3 separate regions of the Homo sapiens genome follow, and all the other regions are linked to region 1. A link is a loop called in an ENCODE intact Hi-C map of the cell type or tissue named here. Cell type or tissue: PC-3. All regions are shown on one strand. Links, peaks and the distances in the headings refer to the core of each region. The heading gives the core; the rest is flanking DNA. Region 1 overlaps MGAT5 (alpha-1,6-mannosylglycoprotein 6-beta-N-acetylglucosaminyltransferase). Region 2 overlaps MGAT5 (alpha-1,6-mannosylglycoprotein 6-beta-N-acetylglucosaminyltransferase). Region 3 overlaps MGAT5 (alpha-1,6-mannosylglycoprotein 6-beta-N-acetylglucosaminyltransferase).

Region 1 (3,184 bases), core at 658-3,157:
CCTGAACCAAAACCTGCTTTTTAGGGGAAAATACATCTGTCTGAAAATCATTAAGCTGTGTACTCTCTTCCTTGTTGCCTCAGAATAAGGCTACTGTCCATTTCCCAGCAGAAATGCTTTCACCCAGGTTTCACCACCTACTGGCCAGAAATCTGTAGGGGGCAGGGCTGACTGGGAGTTCTGAATAGGCGCAGAGTCCCCACATAACTGAATCTGACTCCAGCTGTGTTTTTCACCCAGCTACATAACAGGAGGTTGAGGGACAAAGTGATGAATAATCCTCAGAACCTTTCATCTCCTCTAAGAATTACTCACTCATAAAAGATGTAATTATGGGTCTATATTGAACAGGTGCATGGAATGAAGACAGAATAAAAGGTAAAGCCTGCTGGGGCACAAACCACTCAAAAAAATCCAACCACTGCAAAGGAATACTGTCTACAGAGTAGGCTATTCTGGAAGAGAAAATTTTGGATTTCTCTCATTTGGGTTCTGTAACTTCTCTAACGCTTGACCAAGGGGGACAGCAACCCCACACCCTCTCCAAACATCCGCATCTTGTGCCTATAATTTTAAAAGGCATTTCACCAGCAAGTGACAATCAGAAAATAATTCTCTCTAGATTAAACAGAGATGCTCCTCTCCTCTACCTTCATTCTGTCAAGAGAAATCTCCGTTTTTCAGGAGATGAGCCTGCAGAGCCCATGTGTGGCTGATATTAAATGAAGCAACTGCTCTGCTTGGCTCTGACCTGAATAGAACAGCTATAAATAACATGAAACCAAATTCCTCCTGGTGATTGAGATATACACAAGATTCTGAAAAGTCCACCACATCCATTCACAGATAGGTGGTCAACAAACAGAGGAAGCTGGTCCCTTCATCTTGTTCTGGTTGTGCTAGGACTGAGGAGCCATTTCCCATGCTTGTAGCAGCGTAGAAATCCTTTCAGACAGACAGATGGGCAAAGGCCAGCCTGCAGCACAGGCCTAGGACTCCGATGCCCAGCCTCCAATGTCGCCCGCCATGCACGCAGGGGAACACAATGAAGAAGGGACAGTGGCAGGAAGCCCTGAGCTGTGGAAATGCACGAGCCATGTAAAAACTGTGTTGTCACCCTCCGTTTCCCAGGCTTTTGCCTGATGGGGGTGACAGAATGAGGAGATAACAGGGTTGTGGCTGGGGAGTTGTGTTCAGTCTGGCCAATCTGTTATTTCATTTCTGCGTTTTTGAACCAGTGCCCAGAGGCAATGGCAATGGCTGCAGTTGGCTGGAAAGTAAATTACTGAATAAATTCTCCTGCCAACAAGAGGCGATAGTTGCTTTTCTCCCCCCTTTTGAGAAGCTGAGGGCATAGGGAATTTTCAAGGATTAGCGGGGAGAGGAACAAAACCTGTGTGCATTCTCAGTGTTATTATGCAGCTTAAAATATTTCTAAAATTTTTTGTTAATTCTAAAAGTTTTGAACTCAAACCTGACACTATACTTCAGGATCAGGTGTTTTTAAATTTTTTTTATTTTCAGAAAATTTACATGGTGATTAAAGCACGATGCTTTGAAATACTTGCTTCTGAAATGTAGTTATTTAGTCCCTAGGTAGGCACTTAAAAAATAATCCAGCAAGTGAAACAATGGGTTTTATTTCATGTTATAATATACTAATATATAGTAAAAAATAAAATGATTCAGCCCCCCAAATGAAAAAATACATATATGTAACATATTTTTGTGTGAAAGATTCTCCTAGCTTCTAGCTTGACTGGTGAGAGGGAGAAGCAAATATCAGAAAAACTTGTGAGGAATGGTGGGCTTTTGCTGCTATGACTATAATTTGGTACTCAATTAACTCTGACACTATGAATTTCACATCTAAGCTCTCTTCTACGTTTTCATCCAAATACTTTAACTCCTGTCTCACCTTGTGAAATGTTAACTTAGGGATCAACAACCTGCAAGTGTGGTTTCAAGGACCTCAGGTGAGACTTAAGATTTACAAACAGTATCACCACGTTTAATGAGCCAAGGCCTGAGCACTGGTCTGACCTCTACATGCCTTCGCCTCCCAGGTGACTCTAAACTTGCCACAGGACACTAAACCTTGACCACATAAGGGTTTGCTCAGCCATGACTCGCCCCAGCAGGTGATTCTGAAGTAACTACCGGCCCAGTGTGGCTTGCTTCCAAGGATCTGAACACCAGCTGGAGCCCACCCGGTAACATCTGCCGAGAGCGCCCTGGTCTTATCACAAGTGTTCTTAATGGTGCTTATAATAAATCAAAAGCCACAAGTCCAGGAGGATGTTATCTGAAATGTTCATTTCATTGAGTTCAAACTTCAGGCCAACCTTTCTTTTTTGCTCTGCCTTAGGAAGGGAACAGAGACTTTCATTGTGTTGGGAGGGTTTCAAAGAGAAGGTATTTACATTTTAAGGTAAATCAAACAAATCTCATCATAAACGGGATGCAGGAAATCCTGTACTTTTAGTAATCCCTCCATCCCAGAAGATAAACAAATGTGATTTTTAAAAAGGATGGCTGGTATTTTGAGTTCTGACTACATGCCAAGTTCTGTGCTAAGCGCATTATAGTGACTCTTCCATTTTAACCTCATAACCGTGTAACATGTTTGTACAGATAAGAAAACAGAGTTTTGGTTTAACTACCCAAGTCTACATGCTAGGAAATGGCAACACTGGGATTCAGAGCCAGATTGGCTGCTTTCAGGGCATCAGCTCCTTAAGTCACTCTAATACACAGCCTCATAGTCCAAATAATTTTCTGGACCCTGTGAACAGCAGTGGTAAACCATGCTTCAGAGGAAAATAATGTTCTAAGGTAGAGCAAAATACACAAGAGTGATCTAGAATACATACGCAATGTCACCTCAGTTTCTTGAGTATCTTGTGCCATATGTATGTGGGACCACACAGATTTTTTCACATGCTAAAAAACTGCAGGAGATTTGCCAAACATTAGCAATGATTTTAAGACAATTTAGAACAAAATGTCTCTTATTAAGAGAAACACTATTTTAAGCACTTTGGAAGCACCTATTTACAAATGATTACAAATCAGCTTGATGTGGTCCCTGAGCAGAGTATGATGATAACTACTTCTAAGAAATACTATTAGCTTAGCTTGAATAATTCACTCAATGACAAATGTTTTGGAGCATTTCTACAAA
Region 2 (9,862 bases), core at 1-2,500, 58 kb after region 1:
ATCAGGCCCAGGACTTCAGATGGTCCAAGACTAGGGAAAAAAATGGAAACAGACACACCCTAACAAATCATAAAAGCAAGTCTTCTTAAGTTCAAGGCAGTAAGTCAGTAATTTAACTGCCTACTAGAAAAAAAATCAGTACTCTTCAGAGGAAGTTTACCGAACCCAGACACTCTATAGCATATCCTTGTCATGTCCAATACATAATAAAGAATTATTAAACATGTGGAGAAACAGGAAAACGTGAACAAGGCAAGAAAAACAGTCAACAAAAACAAGATGACGCAACTGTTGGAGAACTAACAAAGAATTTAAAGCGGTTATTATAAATAAGATTAAAGACAAAGGAAAAACGGTCATCAGTGAATAAAAGATCAGTAAATTTGAAAAACAAAAAAGGAAATTACTTAACCTAAAAACAGAGACATTCAAGACTAAGACAAATAAAACACATAGAGTCTCCATGACCTGTGGAGAACATCATGTAGGCGAACCTTTGTGTAAACGGATGCCCAGAGGTAGAAAAGAGAAAAGAGACAAAAAATATTCGAAGAAATAATGGCTGACAACTTCCCAAATATGTTGAGGAACATTAACTTCAGATCCAGCAATTCAGTGAACCACAAGATAAAGACAATCACATTTATTATAATCAAACTGCTAAAAGCAAATGAGAAAGAGAAAATGTTGAAAGCAGACAGAGAAAAACAAGACACATTACATAAAAGGGAACAAAGATGGCAATGTCACCTGACATCTCGTCAGAAGAAGGAGGCTGGAAAACACACACACACACACACACACACACACACACACACACACACACACACACACACAGCATTTCTTAAATGCTGAGAGAAAACTTACTGTCAGCTCAGAATTCTATATTTATGTCTTTGAAAAATGCCAGCCCCTACCAAAAAAAGCCTTTTTAAGATAAATGAATAAAGATTTCACCCCCAGCAGACCTGTATGGCAAGAAATAATAAAAGAAGCTCTAGGTTGAAAGGGAAAGGACATTAGATGGTAACTTGGAACTACAGAAGGGATTAAGAGAATCAGAAATATTAATATGGGGCTAAATATAAAACACTATAGTGTTTTCCTTCTCTTCATTTCTTTATCAGACAATTGACTGCTAAATATAAAAATCATATTAGGGCATAGTGAGATTTAAGGCCTTTATAGATGTAAGACATTGAACAACAATAGTACAAAGGATGGTGAATCAATATGCATTAAACATGAAATGTATAATATTAACTCTAACTATACCGTGATAAGAAAATATATTACAATCTCTGTAACAAGGGATGGCAAACTAAAGCCCTTAAGCCAAATCTGGCCCACTGCCTGTTTTTGTAAATAAAGTCTTATTGGAATATGCCCAAGCCAATCATTTACATATTGTCCAGTGTTGCTCTTGTAGTACAATGACAGAGTTAAATCACTGCAACAGATCACAGACCATACGGTTTGCAAAGCTAAAAATATTTAATACTTGGCTGACATAAAAAGTCCGGCTTTACATAAGAAGTTTGTCAACCCCTACCCTATACAGTTCTTTGGTCTTACTATTTAAGAATTTTTTTGGTATCTAGGAAGTGGAATAGTGAAGACTTGCATCCCCCAGGTCTCTTTCATTTTGAGACAAAGGGTCCCAGCTTGTGCAGGAATATCCATACTCCAAGGCTGGAGGCAAAATCAAGCCAAAACCAAAAGCGAACTGACATGAGTGTTGCTTTGTAATTATGAGCTCCAGCTCATACTCATGTGTTCCAGCACGTCCTTATTCTCCTCCAGTTACCGTTTATCTTCCCTTCCTAGCTGCCTGCCCTGTGGATGCCAACTCCATCATCAGACATAAAAGCAACAGCGTTACAGAAAATGTTAAACCAGCTTCCAGAGCTGTGTAAGGTCAAACCCCTTTGACAAATCCCTTAATAGACACACGCCTCTCTTGGCAGTTCTGCCTCTCTGATTTAATCCTAAACAGAGAAAAATTAACCAAAAAAAAGTAGGTTCTTTAAAAAGATGAATAAGATTTATAAACCTCTGGCAAGAGGGATCAAGAAAAAGAAAACATAAATGAGTAATATTAAGAATGAAAGAGGGATATCACTATAATTCCTATAGATGTTAAAAGAATAATAAAAGAATGTTATGAGTAACTTCAGAGCAATAGAATCTACTACTTAGAAAAAAAGACAGGCTCATGTGTCTCTAGCAGCATTATTCATAACAGCTCACAACTGGAAATGACTCACATGCTCATTATCAGGAAAACAGATAAACCAATTATGGTATGTTCATACAACAAAGTACTGCTCTGCGATTTTTTAAAAAGAATAAACTATTGACATATGCAGCACCATGGATCAATCTTGAAAACGCTATGCTGAGAAAAAGAGGCCGGACTCTGCAAAAATGTTCATACTGTAAGATTTCATTTTGATGATGCTCAAGAACAGGCAAAATTAACCTATGGTGATTGAAATCAGAGTAGAGAGTGCCTATGGGGGATGCAGACTGAATGGAAAGAGGCATGGGGGAACATTCTGGGGTGATGAATATGTTCCTTATCTTGCCTGTGGTGATTTTATAGATATATACATTTATTAAAACTCATCAGGTTGTATACTTAAGAACTGGGCTGTGCAGGGTATGAAAATTAAGCTAAGTTGCTTAAATGTGTGCTTTCTCTGTGACTTAAGCACACAGATGAAGGACAATTTTCCTTTGCTAATCTTTAACAACTAACCCTTTGCCAACGACCTTCACTGGAACTTACTCTACAACAAGCTCACATGCAACCTAAAGCACCTCAAATAACACCTTCAGTGACTTCCAATATTACATTTCATTGTGGGCTGGCAGTGCTAAAGGGTCCATCTCTTTAGTTTGGTTACAAAAGTGCATAAAACTAAAGTTTAATCTTCATCTTGGAAATTGTAATCTTGGACTTAAGTACAAACTGTTGGTAAAGTGTTCTTCTCTGTCACTGAGTGCATTTAGGTGTCTCCTATTTGCAGTGAACTAGTTAATTGTGTATAGTGTTGGGCCCAAAGCTGAAGAGAGGTTTAAAAAACAGCCTTTACTCCATTAAGGTTAACCGCACATGTGCAGAAAGAGTCACTAGTACTAGGAAATAATTCACCCTCAAGACATTCAGCAGAAGGCAGGCTGTGATTTCATTCCTAATCCTGTCTGTAGGCTTCGACAGAAATCACCCGACTTCAGATTTACAACATGCCATCTTGATTTTTCAGCCTATCTGCAGGACCTGGCTCTGTCTTACACAGTAAGTGCCAGTGTAAGTACTGAAAAGAGAAGATGGTCTAAATGAGGGAAATCTGAAAGGTAATCAGGAATTTATTATTTTCCAGCATCATGCAGTGCTAATAAACCCAAGGGTCAGAGAATGGTTGCTTCTTGCAAAAGTTATACTGAACAACCAACAGTGTAAGGAATTAATCTTCACTTTACTTCTGTTCTGCTCACTAGAACATAGAAATGAATATAACAGCAACCTCTGCAACAGGGCTGCAGATCAAAGAGTAATCACTAAAGCTTTCTATAATGATATGACAAAATTTCATGATATGAGCTTACAGGTATTCAGAGAGTTATATTCAAGGTGAGTGCAAGTCAACTGGAAAGCCAGGGAGGAATTTCTTAAGCAGCAGCAAGGTTTGTGTGTTCCAGGGAAGATCCAAGGGTGGGTGTTTGCTACAGGAAGAGAGAACTGCAACAAGAGGCCTTTGGACATGGACTATGGGATTAAAGGAAACCAGCTTTGAAATGGGAACTTTTTAAAATTTTTGAATGGAGTCTGTACACATCCAATCTGAAAAAATTCATGAGGAATAAAAGAGGGGACAGGGGATAAATATTAGATACTGGGTTTGGGCTCTACCACTATGAAATCAGAAGAGGGGATTTTAACTACCTTTACCAACACTTGTAGTTCATCTTGCTGAAATAAAGAAGATCCTGATTCAGACACACTGCATTTTAAAAAACAAAAAAGCTACAAAACCTTAAATACAAATCTCACTTCAATTTATTCAACTTGATGAAGGTTGCAATTAGCATTCCAAACCCTACCTTACCTGCAGGCCTAGCTCAAGCTCTCCTCTATCTGTGAAACTTCACAAGAGTACTCCAGCTCGCACAGGTACTTCCAGGGTGCCTGTGAACACCTATAAAATTTTTAGTCTATACTGAACAATCTAAAACTAAAAATCTGGTGTTGGCTTTGACCATCCTCTAATTGGAATTTGTTTGTGTGCAGAAATGCACATACCTACAAAGACTGCAAAGCCAGTGAGACCAACTTCCACAAAGTCAGTGGCCATGTGTCAGTCTGCTTTTGTATGCTCCAGAATAACACTGGCTCACAGAATTGACAGAGATTTTGTGGACTACAGATGATGATAGTGGTATTGACGCTTGGAAAGATATAAATTCTAGGGAAGAAGAAGAAACGATGGGCAAGTGTTTTTGGGCAAGAAGGAAAAGTACAATTGGGAAGATCTAGGTAAGAATATTATTCTCAAATGGGACACTAACTTTCACAAGAAAGCAGAAGAATTCTTATCTTCTAAATGTGACTTCCTTCTTCTTCCATTCTTCTTTTGACTTTTTCATTCAGAGGGAAGGTACAGTCTTAAATTGCTTTCATGCTTCCTGCCTGGAATCGTCTTTCATACAGAACACTCAACCAGCCCCAATCCCAACCCATGGTTCCTGCCTACATAAACACACTCAACCATCACCATTATGAACTACCTCTTCTCCAATTCCTATCCTAGACTAAGCTCTCAAGTATACTTCTGATCACATCTAATCAAAAGAGACTCCAGGAGACCACCCAAACCATCTGCAGTACCAAATTTATTGAAAACACCTTCCAACATCTGGAAATTCACAACTATATTTAGTTGATGTTGAATTATGATAAACAAGGATTTGTTACAACAGAATATGATCCGCATGGTGTCTAACTGCCCTAACAGCTCCTCTGATTTGCTGATCATTCTTAGGAGTGGAAAAAATATAAGTGACATAACTTATTATGAAAAGAAATAGTGTTCTAACTCTACATTTTTTATAAACACCATAATTTTTATTTGGTGATAAATAATACAGAGATAGGCCAGGCATGGTGGCTCACGCTTGTAATCCCAGTACTTTGGGAGGCCGAGGCAGGTAGATCACTTGAGGTCGGGAGTTCAAGACGAGCCTGGCCAACATGGTGAAACATCGTCTCTACAAAAAATACAAAAAAATGAGCCAGGTATGGTAGCATATGTCTGTAATCTCAGCTACTTGGGAGGCTGAGGTAGGAGAATTGCTTGAACCCAGGAGGCGGAGGTGGCAGTGAGCCAAGAGTACGCTATTGCACTCCAGCCTGGGAGACAGAGTGAGATCCTGTTTCAAAAATAATAATACAGAGATAATATTTTTCTCTATTATTTATACAAATAATTCAACATTAACCCAAAGAAATACACGTTCATACTCTAAAAGAAAATAACTGGTTTTAGAACCTCAATTTAGCTAAACAGAAAACAGAACAAAACTTAAGGATCTAGTAGACTTATTTTTTTAACCTATATTTGTTTTCCTCAATTTTTATCAGAAAAAAATTTGAAACATACACAAGGATACAGAGAATGATACAACAAATCCCTTCTACCCATCACTTAACTTCAACAGTTAACAAATATATTATTGAATAGAAGTGGCAAGAGTGAACAGCCTTGCCATTTTCCTAATCTTAGGAGAAAAAAAAAATTAAACAGTTCTTTTCTAGTAAGTATGATGTTAACCTGTATGTTTTTCCTAGTTTGTTGAGAATTGCTTTCATGAATCAGATTTTCTCAAATGCTTTTCTGCTTATATTAAGGTAACATGATTTCTGACCTTTGTTCTATTATGGAGTATTATATTAATAGATTTCTGAATGTTAAACCAACCTTGTGTTTCTAGAATAAATTCCAATTGTTCATTATATATAACCCTTTTCATATGTTGCCAAATTTGGGGTTCTAATATTTTAAGAATTTGTGTCAGTGTTTATAGGAGTTCATGGTCTGTTGTTCACTTGTGATGTCTTTGTCTAGCTTTGGTAACAGGGTGTTACTGGCAGAATGAATTGCAAGGTATTCCCTCCTTCTATATTTCATGGAAGAATCTGTGAAGAATCAGTGTCATTTCCTCTTAACATACCTAAAAGAATTCACCAGTGAAGCCATCTGAGCATGGGTTTTTCTTTGTAGGAAAAGTTCTAATTATTAGTTCAAATTCTTTGTTATTGAGCTATTCAGATGATTTTTTTTTTTTTTTTTTTTTGAGACCAGGTCTCAGTCTGTTGCCCAAGCTGGACTGTAGGGGCACAATCAAGGCTCACTGCAATCTTAATCTCCTGGGCTCAAGTGATTCTCCCACCTCAGCCTCCCAAGTAGCTAGGACCACAAGTGTGTGTCACCACACCCAGCTAATTTTATTTTTTGTAGATAATGGGGTCTCACTGTGTTGCCCAGGCTGATCTTAAACTCTTGGTTTCAAGCACTCCTCCCGCCTCTGCCTCCCAAAGTGCTAGAATTACAGGTATGAGCCACTCCACCCCACCTTCAGATGATTTTGAGTCAGTACAGATTGTGTCTAGGAATTTTTCCATGTCATCAAAGTTGTGTCATTTCATAGTATGAACTTATTCATTGTATTACCTTGTAATCTTTTACATTTATTTTAAATTTCTGCAATCTTCCCTTTTTTGGATTCTATATCTCATAACATTTGAATGCATATTTTTTTTCCTAATCAAATGTCAAGTCTATCTTAACAAAGTAAAATAACAGAAGAAAGAGAGGTTAAGTGGAATAGATTACAATGTCTGCAGAAACAAGGTCAGTTGTATAAAAAGATTTTCTATTTTTTACTGTCTCTTATGTACTTTATAAGACTAAGGAAAGTGGTTTTCTTTCAAGTACTATAATTAATTCCTGGGGTGAAAGGGAAAAACAAGACAAGGGGAAAAAAAGAGGAAGCAAAAGAACCATAGGTTTAGTCATATGCTACAAAGGAAAAAAAAAGAATATTTAACCTTCCATCAATAAAAACTTGAAGCCAAGGATAAAAAGAACAGGAAATTCACAAAAACTGTTAAGAGCCAGGCAGCCACTCCCTCGATACCAAACCAAGTAATTTAATATTCGGCATTTCTTTAATGCCCATAAATTCCAGAAACTGACTCCCAGGTCCAGCTAGTTTTATATGGTGGTAATAACTTTTAAAATTGTGTGTTATTTTTTAAATTCCATGTGTCCATCCCCAATTCTCTGACACAGCCACAAAGAAAACATGGTAACTAAACTAGAGTCGACTTGGCCTACCCAGCTACATGAAATTCCATGAGTTTAGTCTGTTTCCCATCCTCCTCTTTACCCCACCTCTTGGCCTAAACCGCCAAGATCACAGTATTTCAAGAGTCAAAATTCAAATAAGAACAAACATGTTTGCATGAGGCTGCCAAACACTCCTAGATGAAATCCTCTTCCCTTCCAAAGAATTTTACCTCTAATTTCCACCTCCCAAATAAAAATTGTAGTTATTTTTGGGTTGCACTACAAATAATAAAACCACAGATTCTTAGGGTTCAGAAGGAATGCTGTAAATCCACCGAACCCATCTCCCCACCCTTAAGCACTGTTTAGATTAAGACAGGGGAGTATCTGTTATATTAAGGCAAGAGGCTGAACTGAAACAGACTGCAACTTGGTATAATTCAAGCTTCCCAAAACCATTCCTGTCAGGTAGCAAAGCTGACCAAACAGTATTCCTGATGGTTCCAATAGAAACTCCGAACAGCCCTTTCCTGTTTGGCTGCAGCCAGCAACAGCACAGAAGAGCCACAAGCCAGCCACTACTGGCTGTTCTTGTCATCCTCGAAGAGAATCTGGGTGACAAGTCGAAATGGAATGAATACCCTTAAAGTGACAACAAAACTCCCTACTAAAATTATGACTGAGAATAAAAGAGAAGGCTAATCCAGAGGGAAAAATATTTTCAACATCATTGAAGATTTTTTTCCAATTATAACTTATTTCGCAGCTCTTATGTTTGGAAATTACTGCAAGAGGATCCTAAGATACCACATTTTCCCTGCCTAAGTGAAGAAAGCCACACAGTTGATTGGGCCTACTAAGCTCCCAATTCCACTGCCAACCTTAGTCACTTCTAGCACAATCCAGTTCTATTATGGCTATATTCAACTTGTAAGTACTTTCACCATAGTTTCTAGATTTTTCTGGCCATTCTCATTGTTCTTTTCTGGCATCTTCGAACCACTGAAGAGCCATCAAATGTCAATCAACATAAGGAACATCTAAACTATATACTAAAACCTACTGTTAGAAATGCTTGTTCCTCGGTGCAATAAAGAAATAGCACTTGAACATAAATTTAATTTCCTTAGCAAGGCCATTTTTACTTTCTACAGAAAGGGTACACTTGCCAGCAGTTTTGCCACGATAGTACACCGAACAAAGGAGGCAGGGTCATTTATAAGTTGACGCGTCCACCTTACTGCTGTGTCCAGTTTCCATTGGCTGGAACAGGACCTCACATTCTGTATTTGTCCTGATTGGCTAGCAACTTAGAACATTTTAAAAGAGGCAAAGGCAGAGGAGAACAAAGGAAAGAGGAAGTAACTTGTGAAATGCTGAGAAAGGTAAAAACACATTTAAATAAGGAAGAGGAACAGACTATGACCTAATGCTTGCTTGGACCAGTATAAACATACTTATAAGCAAATATTTAGGCTAAATTGTGGGAGCTAAGAACATAAAGTACATTGATTTCTTTATTACGGCTAGCAGATATTTAAGAATGTTAGCACAGGTCTTTGAATAAATTTTGCTTCTAAGAGAAGTTACTATTTATTCTTAATTAGACGGGGAGGAAAGTCTTTGAAGAGGAACCTCTATTTTTTACACCTACCTTCTATAAAACCAAGCCCTTGGCATTCACAACTACAAATCCCCTTACACAGAACTTGACCTGCAGTGGTATATACCTGGAACAAAAATCCTTGGTTAGACTGTATGTATTTCTAAATTTGTCTCAGAAATATGAACATCATACCCCGAATACTTAGTCTTAGTGGTTTGTGAGGCAAAATCACCCAGCAGCTCCAAAAAGCCCCTACGTTAAGACCTTATATTAAGACTTGGAAACATGAAAATAAAAATAAAAACACTGAAAACAAAAAGTTACTTTACTGCCAGTGCAGAGATCTTCCCATGACTTAACAGGTCTATGGGGCTAAACCGCAGAGAACAATGGATGCCTTATTTACCTGATGATGCCTAAAACAGTGCAGAATAGCCACCCTGGAAGGTAGAATAAAACTTCTCTCTCCTCCATTTGCCTCCTCACTCAGAGGCAAAAGATTTGAGGCTGTAAGAAAAGTGACACATCTTTACACTGAACATGCAGTGCTCCATGAGGCAATCTTTTCTAGATCCACCTAAAACAACTACGAGGAGTCTGGGAAGCCAACGAACAAAGGGGGCAAGTTACCTGCCTAGGATGTGGTCCAGCCCTCCTACCTCCCTACTCTGTTTCACATCCTCCACACACTTCTGTATGAGGAGAGGAGATGGTCTCATTTCATGCTAGCAAAGCCATAGTCGCAGACCTGGGAGCCATCACACATCATGGTGTCAGCCAACTGCAGACTCAAGGGGTTTGGCTGCTATCAAAATCTATAGTTTTCCAGCTTGGCTTTTCTTCAATTTAAAGCAAGGAAGCACTTTCGGAGGCCGAGACAGGTAGATCGCTTGAGCTCAGGAGT
Region 3 (9,200 bases), core at 212-2,711, 46 kb before region 1:
ATCGCAATAGCATGGAGGTGTTAAACTGTGACTGACAGTGGCTCCTGTCCTCTGAATGGGACTGCCCAATTCACTACATTGATTTCACAAGTCACAGAACCACATTTTACACAACTGAACTGTTGGCCCCACTCAGCGTGACAGTGAAGTTTTATGCTTGTATCATTATTTCATATTATGACTAGTTCTACCTGTGTACTTTCCACATTGTTACAGTTACCTGCTTTCCTCCTCCAGCATACCTGTATGCTCCTTGTGGGCAAAACTGCTTGAGTCATCACTGTCTCTAGAATGGCTAGACTAAGGCCTAGAATATATCTAGTACTTAATATTATACTTACTTGCTGGATGAAACAGTAAAAGAATAAATACTATGAGACTGGATCTTTCCAGCAATCAAGTGTCTCTGTGCACAGAAGTTGAACGTGTTGTATTTATTTGAGTGTAGGGATGCACTTTTGCTCTGAAAGTCAGACAGGTTACTGACTCATACCTCTGTACACTCTTCAGTCTATATACATGTGTAGATAAGGGGGAGGGAAGGAGGCATGGATGTGTTCGTACAATTTTTTCCCCATCTAGATGGCATGGGAATGACTTGAAGTATGCTCACTAGGATGAAACCTGCTTCAATTGGCTGCCTGAGGGCAAATGGGAACCAGTATCTGTAATAGAAACAGAAGAAGGACTGCTCCTCCTAAGGAAGCAAGCTCTTGGGCTATCACTCACAGGGCCTGGAGATGTAGGCAACATTACAGACAGGCAGGAACGGGGTATCAGAAGGGTAGTGTCCCTAGCTGGTGAGATCTAAGAGATCTAGGCGCAGGGTATACGAGAACAGGAAGAAATCTCAGAGATCCCAGATGGTCAATGTGTTTCATTTTGACTCCTTCTTTCATTCTTTATACAATCATCTAAATGCCTTTTAGAAGCCAGGCACTGTGGATGCACCTGTGGATAGAACAAGCAAAGGCCCTCTGCCCTCATGCAGCTGCAGGAGAGTCTGCTGCCTCAAGCCCTGGGTATTTCAGACAGCCTTTTTTAAAGACAGGGTCTCCCTCTGTCACTCAGGCTGGAGTGCAGGTGTCCTCAGCTCACCACAACCTCAGCCTTCTGGACTCAAGTGACCCTCCCATTTCAGCTTCCTGAAAATCTAGAACTGCAGGTAAATGCCACCACGCACAGCTATTTTTTTTTTTTTTTGGTATTTTTTGTAGAAATGGGGTTTTGCCATGTTGCCCAGGCTGGTCTTGAACTCCTCGGCTCAAGCAATTTGCCCGACTCAGCCTCTCCCAAAGTGCTAAGATTACAGATGTGAGCTACTGCACCGCACCTGCCTTAGACAGGTTTTGTGAGCACATCCAAGCTCAGTAAGAAGAGACATAGTTGGTGGGGGGCAGGGTGGCACAGTCAGTCATGAGGATAAGATGAGTCAGAGGGAGCACTGCATATTTGCCAGGCCTGCCCATGTTCCTAGGTGAGTCCCACAGGTAAGCTGATAAGCTGACATGATGGGGAAACAGTGCCGTCATGACCCAGCCAAGTCTTGGAGAGGTGAATGAATGGAGGTCTGGGTACAGAAGGGGTACAGCGACAGTATGTGCAGAAGCCACAGCTTTGCCTGTTTTCTTCCCCACAACCAGAATTTGTTTTCAACTGTAGAAAGGACGGTACTGGTCCAGCTCACAAAGCACTCAGTGAGTTGCAGATGCAAATGCACTATTCAGTATCATATATGAAACAGGGAAGACTGAGGGAGGTGGACATGAAGAGGTTAAATCCAGGAAGATGAAGAAAGAAGCCACTTTAAAAGAGATGGAGATTTAAACCAAAAATAAAAACATGCCACCCTAGTGAGTCCTGATTTGCTGGCTTAAACTGCACTCCTGGGGTTTGCTGGACTGAATGACTCGGCTGTGGTCCTGTGATAAATAATTCATTCATCCAAGTTTATACCCCAATTAGAAGGATCTGCTAGATTCCAACAACTTCCTGGCTCTTTTAGCCCCAGTATTAGTGTTACATTGAATTCCTTCCATCTTCACAGGTTCCCTGAAGCAAGAGGCTACTAATGACGCCTGCACCCCTAATGGCATGCCTGGACAAAATTCTGCTGAGCAGAGGGTTTCCTAAGATTGGTGCAGAGATTCAAAGATGGCTTGTAAAGAAAAATAATGAGTCAGAAGCTGATCAAGCATCAATCATCTCTCTATGTCTCTAACTCTCTTGAGGAGGTCAGCCCTGCTTCTCTTGCCAGTAAGGAGTCCAAGAAGTGTGTGAATCCCATTCATGCTGCAGACATCTGCTTCTCGGCTGCTCCAGTTCCCCATTTCCAATGTGGATTAGAATAAATCGCTTTTAAATTGCTCATAGACAGAGAGAAAGGAGTCAGAGACAGAAAGGGTTATAGATGCGAAGCCTGACTGGTCTTTCATGTCATTATTTCAAAGCCAAAGGTTCATTCATTTTGGAGCCTGTAGCTGTGTGCCAGGTGTGAGGGGAGTCTCAGCAATACGCTGCCCCATCCTTGTCACATTTGCCAAATGTCTGAGCCATGATTCCACTCAGAGTATTTTAATATACTCTACTCAAGGAGCAGGCAATAGGTAATGGGATCAGTGACATCCTCTACACGGGTCCCAGTTTTTCAAGGATGAACATACACCCCTCGTGCTCTTTAACTCAGGCTGCAATCCTTGCTCATTAGACAAACTTGGACATCTTGGCCTGGGCCTTCCCTGCCTCTTTTCCTGTCCTCCCCTGGACATCAGCGATCTCCGTTTTGGCCTATTTCCTAATCTCTGACAGGGTAATGGATGGTAGGTAAGTAAGGGTTCTTTCAAAATTTGCGAAGCTGAGAGAGACATTCATGAGGTTGGGTTAATAAAAGTGTGTGAGACAGTAATGACACACTGCTGAAAACCAGCTCTGCCAAGTGTTTTTTAAAGGAGCTTGAGCTCTTTCCACAATCTGATGTGGAGAAAAGTAAAATGAGGCAAATGGCAAAAACAGCACTGCCATTAAAGGGCCCAGACATTCTGATGATTCTGAAATGTCAGCCTAAGACAGAAGGTGATAGAAAGCAAATAGTGAAAACTAGAGAACACACTTCACTCCTGGATAACAAAAAACAGTCATCAGACTACAGATGACCTTGGAAGGAAATAAAATCTTAAAACAAACCAGGTCTTTGGCCAATAAGCTAAAGAAATTGTCAAATCATTTTATTTGTGGCATCATACAAATGCCTTGGACGTAGATAGGATCAAATGCATTTACAGATGGAGAAACTGAGGCAAAGAGGAGATATACATTCTTTTGGCTAGTGGGTGTCCACTAAGAGTTCTTAAGTTTGAGTGTTTATGACGATAGTACATCAAGGGGCTAGCAGAGCTTTAATGTGCAATTAAAAAAATCATGAGTTAGGGCCACCTCCAGGACTTGACCCCAGTTTACTGTGGGCAAGCCAAACTCTGTAGCCTATTTCCTCATGTTCAAAATAAAGTTAACAATAATACCTGCTCTATCTACCTCTTAATGCTGTTGTGAGAATCAAAGAGGATAGCATATGTGAATACACTTTTTATAAATGAAGTATCACATAATGATTGGACAACTGAGATTATGCCCTAGAAGTCCACCTGCTCAACCTCTCTCCCCTACCTTGAACATGAAAACAAAGCGAGCCAGAGATGAGAGCTGAGAAATCCACTACTGAAAATAAGCTTCCTTGTGCTTAGGACATACCACAAGAGAGATCCATGTGCCTTCTTCACACTTGCATCCCTTGTACAACGCCTAGCACATTGCAGCTACTCAATAAATATTTGTGAAATTCATAAAAACTTATTAATAAACCTGAGGGAGTTTATCTAATACACTGAAATGCCAGCCAACCCTTCAAGGCCAAACTCTGGTTTCTTCACAAGTTCCCGAACTTCATTTGGTACTTCCATGGCACCATTACAGAAAAAACACAGACCACTGGGTGGACTTCCCTACAGTGTCAAAGCAACACGTCATCATGCTACTGCTGAGCAAAATGATCCTCAAGGGCTTGCCCGGCTACCTCCACCACATGGTGTGAACTCTGCCTCCATCTGTGCCAATCAGACCCTCACATTCCCTCATCCAATTTTACCTCCACTATTTTTCAACACTTAGACTAGCTGGGTTGGCTTCTAGCTCTTTCCTGAATATGCCACCTCCACCTCCACCACCTGACTCTAACTCCTGTCTGGCCCACATGCCAGGTGTGTCTACACTCCATCCATCTTTCATCTCTTGCATCTCTCCTGATGCTTGCTCTGCTTCCTGAGCCCACAGGGACTTTGCCCTCATCTGAACTTCTTCACTGTCCAATGCGTACTTGGTGAACAAGGAGGTATGAGGAAAAGCTGGTTGGGAAACCCACTCCTTGAACAGTGATGATTGGGTTGGGGGAAGAGTTCAGCACCCCTGGCTTACTATGAAAGCTGCTGCTCTATTAGAAAGTCTGTCCTTCCAGGCAGGGCTTTACCTTTTCCATTTGCAGCCTTATCCTTAGCCCCTTGCTTGACACCTAACACTGAGTAGGTCCTTAGTAAATACGATTTTTGAATAAATCAATGAAAAAAACTGTAGCAATCTCATTCCACAATTCACTTACTTTTCAGCTGCCATTGGTCTAGCAAACTGCTGCCCCAAAATAGCCACAAGAGTTTATTGCAGCATTGAAAAACAAGCATGAAATATTCTGATCCCATTTTCACAGCCAATGGCAATAACCTGAACACCACATCCGTGGTGAATTTTTACCTTGGTTTCTCGAAGAAGGAACTGCAGGTCCCGTCCACTGAGGATACCATGGTTTTTCACGTAACTGGGAATATTCTTTGTGCTGGAGCCATAAACAGTTGCATGCACTTCCATGTATGTGTGAATAATGTCCAAGTAGATCTTCTTATTCTAAAGAAGAAAACAAGCACAAGACATTTCTCTTTTTCTTTCATTTGCATAACAACCTGTATCATGGACTAGAACTTCTAAGACTAGAGGCCACAGACAGAGAGTTCTTAATATGGAGATCACAGGAATTTGGCAATCAAACTGCTAAAATTTCTTTGAAAAGTAATCTGGCTGGACTTTGTGGACATAAACAGTCATATAGCCATTGTATAATTTTTTAAGAAGAAATACATTATATGGCAACATATTACTGAATACCAACTGTATAATTTTGCAAGAGGAAATACATTATATAGCCAACTGTTTTGAAATATCATCCTTGCTTTGTAAATTACCACAGACCTAACAGTTGATTTTGGCTCTTCCTACCTCTAGGAGAGGAAGTTTGGGGAAGGACAGCCCGGGGAAGGCAGTCAGTTGGACTGCAACATTTACCCAGAGATGCTAAGCTGTCCCAGAGGAATACAAACATTCCCCAGCTCTTGCCAATGTTTCTAGTGATGATTAACTCATGTTGTCAGAACTGGATCCCACCTAATTTGGGATCATGGGAAGATGAGAGTTTCTCACAGCTGGAGAGATAATGAGAATACTCAGGTAGATAAAAGTAGAAAAAAGAGAATAAATGTAAATTTTGATGAGCCCTGAAACATTCAAGAGTAATTTTACTTATACTATTAGAAGCACAACCAAACCCCTTTTCTTGTATTTGTAGGCACTGAATTTTGAGGCACGTTTTCTAAATCAAAACCACCTGTGAAGTGGAAGCAAGTTCACCTTTTTTACCTCTGTGTTTCCCTGTGACTAAACTGTACAAGCTGGGGTTTGTGGGTTTTTCTTTTCCTTTTTTTGGGAAATTTTCAAAAAGTCAAATTCTGTAATGTTTTCCAGTTGTATAAAAGTGGGACAAGGTTTCCTCATTCTAAGCCTGTTTTCAGACACTCCAGGCAAATCTAATAATAGCTGGTTTTGTGACTTAAGACCACAAGGGACACAGGGGTGTGGTATTAGCAGCCACAGAGTGCAGGGAAGCCCGGAGGCAGGCTCTAAATGAAGCGATTCATGATCTGGTCTCTGCCATTCACTGCCCTGGTGATATTACAAAGGACCCTCAACTTCAGGAGGAACATTTCAAGTGATGTATCAAAAGTCTTCATGACTGGGAAAACTGCACAGTCCACATTCTTCATTTCATGAACCAGGATGACTTTGCTTGCAATGAGCAAGACCACCCTTGCCACCCTAATGTATGAATAAAATGAACAGTGGGACTGAAAGTTTAATTCCATGCCATGTCTGGTATGGCCGCAAGATGCTGAATTCATTAACTTAGAAATGTATAGTTTTAAATTAGTACAGAAGCTTACACCTACCTGGCATATGTTAGTTTGAAGGGTTCTAGGATATGGTTCTTGTGCTAGATGTATCTGGTAACTCCTGCCCCCACCCACAGCTCCTGTTAAGTAGGCAGGGGGCTCTGTTACCCTGTGCCCACTGCTGGCTGCTGACCTGCCCAGGGTGTGTCTGACCTGAGGGGACCCACTCCTAGGCTGGCCAGCAGCCCAGGAATGATGTAGCAGACTCAGGAAGGCAAGGGGAGCCAACCAGATGCTCTCTTGGGAACTCAGAATCCTGTATACAGGGAGATTACTGCCAGATGGCCACTGGCTTTAGAGCAAAAAGGTCATTTGAGCGTTGGAGTCTGGGCAATTACGAGCCAGATAACAAGTTCTGAGGAAGCTGGTTGCCAGTTTTGGCGGGTGGGTTGGGAAAAGAACCAAGTAAAGGCTAAAGGAGAGGGGAAGACGCAGACAGTCGGTCATAAGAGGGACCCAAGAGCATGACTACAACCAAAACATCACCACTGCAAGCATGACACAGAGCTAGAAAAAAAAAGAGGAGTAGAAGAAGAATAAGGAGAAGGAAGGGGAGAGAAGAGAGTGGGAAAAGAAAGCAGAGAGACAGAGGAGAAAAAACTAGGGCCTGGAGCCACTCTGGTTCTTATCCCACCCACAGTGGTTCCCTATCCTAAATTCCCCAGGTCCCTCTGGATCCTTATAATAAACACAGCTCTTCCCAGACCCCACCCCATATTTTTACTTGAGTTTCCCTGTGTGGATTTCACTCATCTACAAGGAGGCCTCTCGGGACATCTTGCTGGCCTTAAAGCAGGAGATGGGCGGTGCAGGTGGGGACAGGCATCTCTCCTTTATGCAAAAGGAGGCATTTCGCCTAAAAAGCCAGTTGCCAACTAGTGAAGATGGGCCAAAGGCCCCTAGGCTATGTCTGTGGTGAGCTACAGGGTAGACCAGTAACTGGCCCATTTGGTTCCTGTCCTGGAGAAAAATATCCACTGTAGACAGACTCAAGATTAGGGTTCCCAGACTAAATGCCTGGGAAAGTAACAAGGTACTAGATTACATATGTATTACCATTAAATCCCAGAAAAGGCTGGGGTTTCTTGAAGTATAACAAGGGGGCAAGTTCAGGCAAATATAAAGAGGTATATGTAAAGACTAATAAAGTGTATGAACTTACTAACTTTTAGGCATGGTAAAATCAAAACTAGAGATTACCTTCAGAAAGGATTTACCAATTTCATAAACGTGAAAATCCCAACAGCTGATTAGAGGAAAAAAAATGTTTCAAGCCTAACTTTAGCCTTTGACATTGATGTAACAATTAGGTACTTCTACCTCAGGTCTCTTGTTACCACTTGTAAGAGTTCTGAGTAGAATCCTGGTGCAGATGAACCACGCTGCCTATTCCAGGTAAAGGTGCCCCAGAAGCCTCTCATACCAAACTCCCAGCCAAGTACCTACACCAGTTTTGCACCTGTGGTTCTGTCCCCTTCAAGCTCCATGGACACACATGTCGAATTAGTCACACAGTCCTGTATATTCTGCCTCCATAATATCAAATTGGTCTCCTCTTCTCCAGGATGGAAGGGTCAGTTCTTGCCATCAAGGGGCTCAAAGGATCCCCTTCTGTCTTCATGGACACTCTTATCTTTTGTGTTTAAGATGCAGGATATTCAGGATTTTTAAAATTAAAGGTGTCTTTGTCTGCCTTTCCCCTACACATGGGAAGGCTCAAAATGGGGAGGGCGTTAGAGGTAAGAGACATTTTCCAGCATACACTCCCCCTTCCCTTCCCTTACTTTGGTCATCCAGGCCCAGGGTGAAGGTGACCATAGGTGACCACCATAGACCTGTATGTCCCACTGATCTAAGAACTGGATCGAGATCACTTCTTAGAAAGCTTTCCTTCTCCAACTTAAGAGACTAAGGTCAAAGAAAATTATCTGCTCTAAAAACTTTATCACCAACAGATCTCTGGAGATGCAGTCAAAAAGGGCCTGCACTGAGTATCATATCACAGCATGCAACCACCTCTGTCGCCCAAAGGTTCCAGCTGAGCAACCAGCAACCCCCCTAATGCTTTTATTCTCTAGTTCAATTTAAATTCTCATTAAGAACAACTGATCTAACTGATTAAAACTTAAATCCACCTAAGCTCATTTGAGGGGAGGAGATGCAAAGGGAAGGAGAGCGCATGCTGGAGTCAATGAGCAGTGTTGTCAGTGTCTCTTCAGCTGTTTATGGTTGTAGCTGGAGGCAGGTACATGTTCAGAACCAGTCATAAGATATTTAGAGCTTGGAGAGAAAGCTTTAGAAAAACAATTCAATTTACGCAACACTCCTGTAAGTCCACAGCAGGGGGGAGTGGTAGAATGCAGAACTAGAGAATCAGAAGCTTTCCCCAACTTATTTTACAACATTTTTAAATTGATAATAATTGTACATGTTTATGGGATATATGGGATATTTCAATACATGGATACTACATGTGATGATCAAATCAGGGTATTTAGGGTATCCATCACCTCAAACATTTATCATTTCTTTGTTTTGGGAACATTTCAAGTCCTTTCTTCTAGCTAATCTGAAATAGACAATATACTGTTGGTAACTATAGTCACCCTTGTCTACTATTGAACACTAGAACTTATTCCTTCTATCCACCTTTATGTTTGCACATTAACTCACTACTCTTTATTCCCACCTACCCCTTTTCCCAGCCTCTGGTATCTGTCATTCTACTTTCTACCTCCATGAGGGCCACCTTTTTAGCTCCTACATAGGAGTGAGAACATTCGACATCTGTGACTTGCTTATTTCACTTAACATAATGATCTCCAGCTCCATCCATATTGCTGCAAACTACAGACTGCCATTTTTTTAAATGGCCGA

Evidence for each region. Hi-C counts contacts between places; a loop is a spot of excess contacts. Peaks named below come from ENCODE experiments on the same cell type or tissue, not always from the same donor. Only the 100,000 strongest peaks of a DNase experiment are listed, where the experiment ranks them.
Region 2: a loop joins it to region 1, with 2.1 times the contacts of the local background. A loop is called at or near these places in 6 of 110 quality-filtered maps.
Region 3: a loop joins it to region 1, with 2.6 times the contacts of the local background. A loop is called at or near these places in 4 of 110 quality-filtered maps.

Annotation. Positions count from the first base shown.
Region 1 is chr2:134,358,877-134,362,060 of GRCh38, reverse strand. The region is part of intron 9 of MGAT5 (alpha-1,6-mannosylglycoprotein 6-beta-N-acetylglucosaminyltransferase); the gene reads right to left. Among named protein-coding and RNA genes, the nearest start is that of MGAT5, 110 kb to the right of the region's middle. In PC-3, for the core only: no CTCF peak of the experiment used is centred there; DNase peaks (open chromatin) are centred at 2,080 and 2,490; H3K27ac peaks cover 1,333 bases.
Region 2 is chr2:134,293,692-134,303,553 of GRCh38, reverse strand. The region is part of intron 2 of MGAT5 (alpha-1,6-mannosylglycoprotein 6-beta-N-acetylglucosaminyltransferase); the gene reads right to left. Among named protein-coding and RNA genes, the nearest start is that of MGAT5, 45 kb to the right of the region's middle. In PC-3, for the core only: no CTCF peak of the experiment used is centred there; no DNase peak of the experiment used is centred there.
Region 3 is chr2:134,398,735-134,407,934 of GRCh38, reverse strand. MGAT5 (alpha-1,6-mannosylglycoprotein 6-beta-N-acetylglucosaminyltransferase) reads right to left here. Exons shown (of 16, transcript NM_002410.5): 11 at 4,798-4,947. Among named protein-coding and RNA genes, the nearest start is that of MGAT5, 150 kb to the right of the region's middle. In PC-3, for the core only: no CTCF peak of the experiment used is centred there; a DNase peak (open chromatin) is centred at 1,414; H3K27ac peaks cover 1,608 bases.